Linked DNA regions of Homo sapiens: region 1 is linked to region 2. Evidence: chromatin loops called from intact Hi-C (ENCODE). Cell type or tissue: heart right ventricle. All regions are shown on one strand. Each heading gives the region's core, and the rest is flanking DNA. Links, peaks and the distances in the headings are about the cores only. Region 1 overlaps LRRFIP1 (LRR binding FLII interacting protein 1). Region 2 overlaps LRRFIP1 (LRR binding FLII interacting protein 1).

The links. Peaks named below come from ENCODE experiments on the same cell type or tissue, not always from the same donor. Only the 100,000 strongest peaks of a DNase experiment are listed, where the experiment ranks them.
Region 1: a loop joins it to region 2, with 7 times the contacts of the local background. A loop is called at or near these places in 5 of 110 quality-filtered maps.

The regions. Positions count from the first base shown.
Region 1 is chr2:237,727,364-237,730,276 of GRCh38, forward strand. LRRFIP1 (LRR binding FLII interacting protein 1) reads left to right here. Exons shown (of 24, transcript NM_001137550.2): 8 at 513-572. Among named protein-coding and RNA genes, the nearest start is that of RBM44, 70 kb to the right of the region's middle. In heart right ventricle, for the core only: no CTCF peak of the experiment used is centred there; no DNase peak of the experiment used is centred there; H3K4me3 peaks cover 303 bases; H3K27ac peaks cover 2,364 bases.
Region 2 is chr2:237,668,646-237,671,558 of GRCh38, forward strand. All of the region lies in intron 1 of LRRFIP1 (LRR binding FLII interacting protein 1), which reads left to right. Among named protein-coding and RNA genes, the nearest start is that of LRRFIP1, 43 kb to the left of the region's middle. In heart right ventricle, for the core only: no CTCF peak of the experiment used is centred there; DNase peaks (open chromatin) are centred at 1,176, 1,610 and 2,205; H3K27ac peaks cover 2,444 bases.

The DNA of each region.
Region 1 (2,913 bases), core at 299-2,798, 59 kb after region 2:
AAAAAAAAAAGAAATGATCTCTGAATCTTCTGAATTATGGCCCATAGCATCACAATGTGCCATAATTTTCAAAGACCCTGAACCAGGAACTGAAAACTCATTGACTCAGGCTGAATCACTACCCATCGGCCTGGCATGTGGCTTCTTGCAAGCAGAATGTCCACAGAGCCACCATAAAACCAGAAACAGCCTGACAAGGAAATGGCCACACCAAGCCCAAATGTTCCACCCCGTGGAGGGACTTGGTGCCACTTTAAAACTAAGAGTGGCATGTGACATGAAGCCTACTGACTTGGTTAGCTTGACTGCTGTTCCCTCCTGAGCTGCGGGGGAGCAGACGGCGGCAGGGATGCAGTTTGGGAGCTGCCAGGACTTGTACTGTCCTGGACTGGTCATTCATCCGCTCCACAAGAAAGGTCACCTTATACCTGGCTGGTTGGTCCCTGCTGATTTGTACCTGTGAATTCATTTGTGTACTGATGTCAGTTTTTCTCTTTTCTTCATTGAAACAGACAAATGGTTATGATGGAGAATTGTATGGATCACAGTCCCTGAATAGAAGATCTGGCAGGGTTAGTATAGTAAATTTGCATGGCTCAAAATTCAAATAGGTTGTTTCAAAGCTTCTAGAACTAAAAACTAATTGCTAAATTTAAATTTAGCTTCTTTGCTGTTTTTAAATTTTAAAATCGGTCTGTCTTTTTTTTCCTAGCACATGATGGAATGAAAGATAATGTTTTTCAACTAGCAAACATTCTGAGAATGTTAGCCCTCCAACATTCTGATTGTTAGTATAAGGGGTAGATATTGATAAGAATCTCAAGTTTTAAAAGATCTGAAATTAAAGATTAACTCTTTCATTACTGTATTCCCCTGGGTGTATGTATATAATGTGTGTATTAAGTATATTCAGCTTTCAAAGATACTAAATCCAACATTTTCGCAGTCTCCACATCTGTCATTTGTAATTTTAATGTTTACCTTAAAGGCATGTGTACAAGCACCTGTGTTTTTCTGGAGAGGAAAAGGAGAATAAAACAATGCAGATGCTTGGAAGGCTCCCAGTTAAGGGGTGGGAGGCAGGAAGGAGCTGGTGGAAGGAAAGGGTGCTGCTCTAGGGGGAGAGAGAGGGAGTGGTGCCAGTGGCAGGGGCATTAGGGAGACCGGGCGGGGGTGGGGAGGGCTTTGGATTAATCAAGGACAGGAGGTCATTGGGGATTTTAGAAGGTTACACTGGATACATTTCCATTAAGCTTCACGATATCCCACAGGTCCATTCTGTGTGAAATGGTCTAAAAATTTCCTGTTCTCATGCTTCATTTTTTTCTTTTAGTAATATTCCTAATTGTGTAAAATAGTATTTCTTTTCATTTATCTTAATTATGTTATATTAAGATATCATGTGTATGCTTAAATTATACTTTTGGGCTTCAAATGAGTGACCCCACCCAGACCTTCTTCCCTCTCCCCGACCAAAGCCGTCTTTAGCTTTCTGAAACCAGCTGATCAAGTTGTTTTTACTTGCTCATTCCTATTTACCTATTTAGCATTGCATGCACTTTAATTATTTATTTTTTGAGACAAAGTCTCGTGCCCTCACCCAGGCTGGAGTGCAGTGGTGCTATCTCAGCTCACTGCAACCTCTGCCTCCTGGGTTCGAGCGATTCTCCTGCCTCAGCCTCCCAAGTAGCTTGGATTACAGGCATCCACTACCACACCTGGCTAATTTTTTTTGTATTTTTTAGTAGAGATGGAGTTTCACCCTGCTGGCCAGGCTGGTCTCGAACTCCTGACCTCAGGTGATCTGCGCACCTCGGCCTCCCAAAATGCTGGGATTACAGGCATGAGCCATGGCACCCGGCTGGATGCGACATTTTAAAAATGTATACTCAAGACACGTAAAGATGGCCTTCAGGGCATTTGCACTCTGTGGATAAGGGCTCTCCAGTGGACGGGTGGCAGCAGGCTGTCACACTCCACCCACCTTTCTGGCACCCCAGGGCTGAGCTATAGCCCGCAGGCGGGCTGGGCTGAAGAAAGATTGAAAATTTTGCAATAAATGGAATTTTAGTTACCCAAGGAGATAAGACAAGGAGTTTACTGACAACGCAGTGTGAAACTCAGTAATTACGAATCGTGCTAGGGATATGAGATTGTGAAAAGCAGTACTAGATACACCCCTGGCATCACCAAGACACAAACACTGAAGGTGAAAATACAGCTTAGAATCTCCAGTTGTTAAGAATCTCTGCTGTACTGTTTGTGCCTCGCGTCTTTAGATAAACTAGCGTTCCTGGGCTCCTAGTGTTGGCTCGGTTGTGCTGTTCCATGTTCGCCTTTTGAATGGGATGGGGGTGCTTTTGGAGTCGTAAGGAAGTGCTTGTCACTTAAACGTGTTTTCTTCTTTGGTGCTCAGAATTCCAGCTACAGCGGTGACAGCAGATTCTCTACTTTGTCATCATCCAGGGAGGAGAAGTTGGTTGGTTTCCATTTAAATCTTTCACATTCTCTTCAGAAACCGCAGATTTTGTAGCATGCAATCTTGTGTGTGTGGATTCAGCTCTACTTTTCTCTTTCGGTGTCTGTTTGACGGATTTTTGTTTGGGTAGCTGTGTTATTGACGTGAAAAGCAGCAGTTAACATGAGCTCCTTCATTCAGATGTACTCCAGTGTGCTGCGTTTGACCACACCAGCTCGAATGTGAATTGTGGCATTCAGCTGGCTGCAATGAAAGGACGTGTTTTTGTGTATATTTTCTAATTAGAATTAATCAAAAGGAAAAAAATAATTAGAAGAATGCTCTTGAATTCTTGAGAGTTTCTGAAAACAGAACTACTTTGAAGAGTACATGCAAACTTTGTGGTGGTTTCTTGGGCATGGACTAGACTTGGAAGGAAAATCCAGAGTCTCATC
Region 2 (2,913 bases), core at 222-2,721:
CCCTCCCTGACTTCCTCGGCTGGGGTAGGAACATTCACACTAGCTGCTTATTATCCTCACAGCATTTTTCCTGAGGTTTAGCTTACAAGAAGTCTTTCTGTTGAATAAATGAAGAAATCAGCAACAAGGGTAATTGTTGCTGAAAGAAAATATTTATTATATTAAACGTAATACATGTTTATTATAGAAAAATAATAAGGAAAATTCAGGCAATAGTAGAAAATAAAAATTATGCCTCATACTTGACCAAGCACAATACCTGTTAACATTTTGTTTATTTTTCTCCATTCTTTTATCTGTGACTTTTTTTTAACATAGTCTCAATTATGTGTCTCTAAATAGCGCATTTTTAAAATCTCCTTTTTTTAAGGAAAGAAATAAGCGTAACTCTTGTATCAAATGCTCTGTAAAAATGTTTTAATGGCCACAAAATATGGCTTTGAGGATGCACCATCACGTCCTCACTTCCGTATTGCTGGACACTGAGGCTTTTGTGTTTGTTTACTGCGGTGAATAGCATTGCAGTGAACATCTTTAAGAGTGAGGTTTTTCTACTTCAAATTATTTCCTTAAATTAGAATATTAGAAGTGCAATTTAAACCCCAAACCTACAAACACGGTTAAGGACCTGGAGCTTTGCTTTCCTGAAAGGGTGTATCAGTTTACACTTGCATTTGTGTTGTCTGAGAGTGTCTTGTTCATCACAGGATTAAGTACTGTGATTATCTCAGCTTTGTAAATTTGACAGCTAAAAACTGGCAGCTAACTGATTCTTAGGTATCTCAAGTTCTTTTTCAAATCGTCAAAACGTGTCTTAGAGTGAGTGTTGATATTTTCTTGCTGATTTGTGGATTGCTTATTAACCTTTTTCATAGTTGTTGCAAATATTTTTTTTCAGTTTAGATTAGGAACTGAATATCTTCCTCATGTCTTTAAAGAAATATGCCTGACCAGGTGCTTGATAACCCTAAACGGAGTTTCCTGCCGGGCTTTCTCTTGTATGATGTTGAGGCCGTCACGGTTTGTTGAGCAGAGGAGTGAGTGCTAAAAGCTGGAGTTCAGCAGAACCACAGTGATGCCTCCACCCCGGGTAAATGCTTAACCACACTCCTCCCTGTAAAAATAACGGTGTCATTAAACATGGACCGGCTGTTCCATGAGCTCATTCCTAGGAAACAGTGGCTGAGTAGCAGAAGCCTGACCGGTCTCCATTTCCGCCCAAATGTGGGATGTGTGCACGTGGCATAGAGCCTCGCACGTTGCTTTTGGGAGAATCAGCTTGAGTCAACTTCTGGCAAAAGATTGGGGCCGTCTTTGGACAGATTTGAATATTAGACACCATATCATCTAATGAAAACCAGCTGGGAAGAGTCAGTTTTCCTGTGTTCTTGGGCATTTGACAAATGGTGGGAGATAGTTCTAATTTTAGAAAGGAAAACGTAATGCATATTCTCATGATGATTTGTCAACTGGATATTTTGCAGAGAGGAAAACGTCTGAAATGTCCCAAATAAAGCTATCTGCTGTCATGAGAACACAGCTGGCAGGGCAGAAAGCAGTGTCGATCAACAGGAGGTCGTCCTGCACCGGGACGTCAGTGCCCCGACACCTCGGTGTGTCCCTTGGCTGTGTGGCCTTGGGCAGGTCACTGGTCAAGCCTGAGATAATGACATTGGTCTGCTGGGGAGCAGCGGCCCTAGGCCAGATGTACTAGGAGGCCCCTTCCTGGCTGTGATTTTAAGATGGAGGGGAAAATGTTTATTTGTTCTGTGAAAGCCAGGGGTGGGGTAGGACAGAGCCAGCAACACCGACAGCCCATCATGCTGAGCCAGAGGTCTGCTGAGCTGAATTGAAGCTGTGTCAACTACAGTACGTGCCTCACCGAGCCTCAGTTTCCACATTGGTGCTGTGCAGATGATAATACAGACTTTGCAAGGCTGTTGAGACTTACCTGCACTAAGACATAGAAAGTGCCCAACACAGCGCCTGCAGGGCCAGCACTCGGTGGCAGTCTAAGGAATGTCTGTCACAGCGCTCCCAGATGGCAGGTCCTGCCTGCCTGGGCCCAGCTCTGGCTGTGTGGCTCAGGACTATGGGACCTCTGCAGGCTGCGTCCCCTGCCTGCCTCAGTTTCTGCGTCTAAGCTAGAAAGCATGATTGTTCCTCCCCGTGGGGCCGTTACGAGAAGCAAGCACATGGAAGCGTGCCAGGCATTTTCCGAACGTCTGGAACATCCTCAGCGGCAGGGTCTCCTCCTCCCTCTCCTCCTCCTCACTTAGAAATATTTTCCCTGGGAGTCCCACGGAGGTCGTGAAGATGACAGAGGCTGCTGGCACTAACAGCTGTGTGGGGCAGCCCAAGCCCCTACTTTGAAAGTTCCATTCCATCCCTCGCATTTCATCTGAAGAGCGCTATGTTCTCCCTGGGGAGAACTGGCCTGTTGCATATGAAGAGTCCAGAGATTTTGAACAAGGGAACCCCTTCAGCTTCGAATGACCATTACCGTTGATGATCCCAGAAGTTCCCTTTCCAAGCAGTGACCCATGGACTTGTGTCCCTCGTGTGATAACCTGCACTACACACATATCCTACAAGTGTCCATAGTGGTTATAAGCTGCCACAGCCATACAGATCTGAGAGCCAGAGGCCTTCAAACCAGCTAAGGCTCTGAAACACTTCAACTCCACTTAAGAAAACAAATCGGAGCACATCCGTGATCCCACAAATGCTAATTTGCTTGTCACACATCAGAAACCCAGGAAGGCACAGAATAGATGCTCTCTTACTGGCTTATAGGTTGGGTACTTTAAAGTTGGAGACGTTTAAATCAGAGATAAACCTATTGTAACAATACATTTCATGTCATGTGAGCCTTTTGTCTTCCAGCAACTAAAGGGAACTGTGGTAGGATGA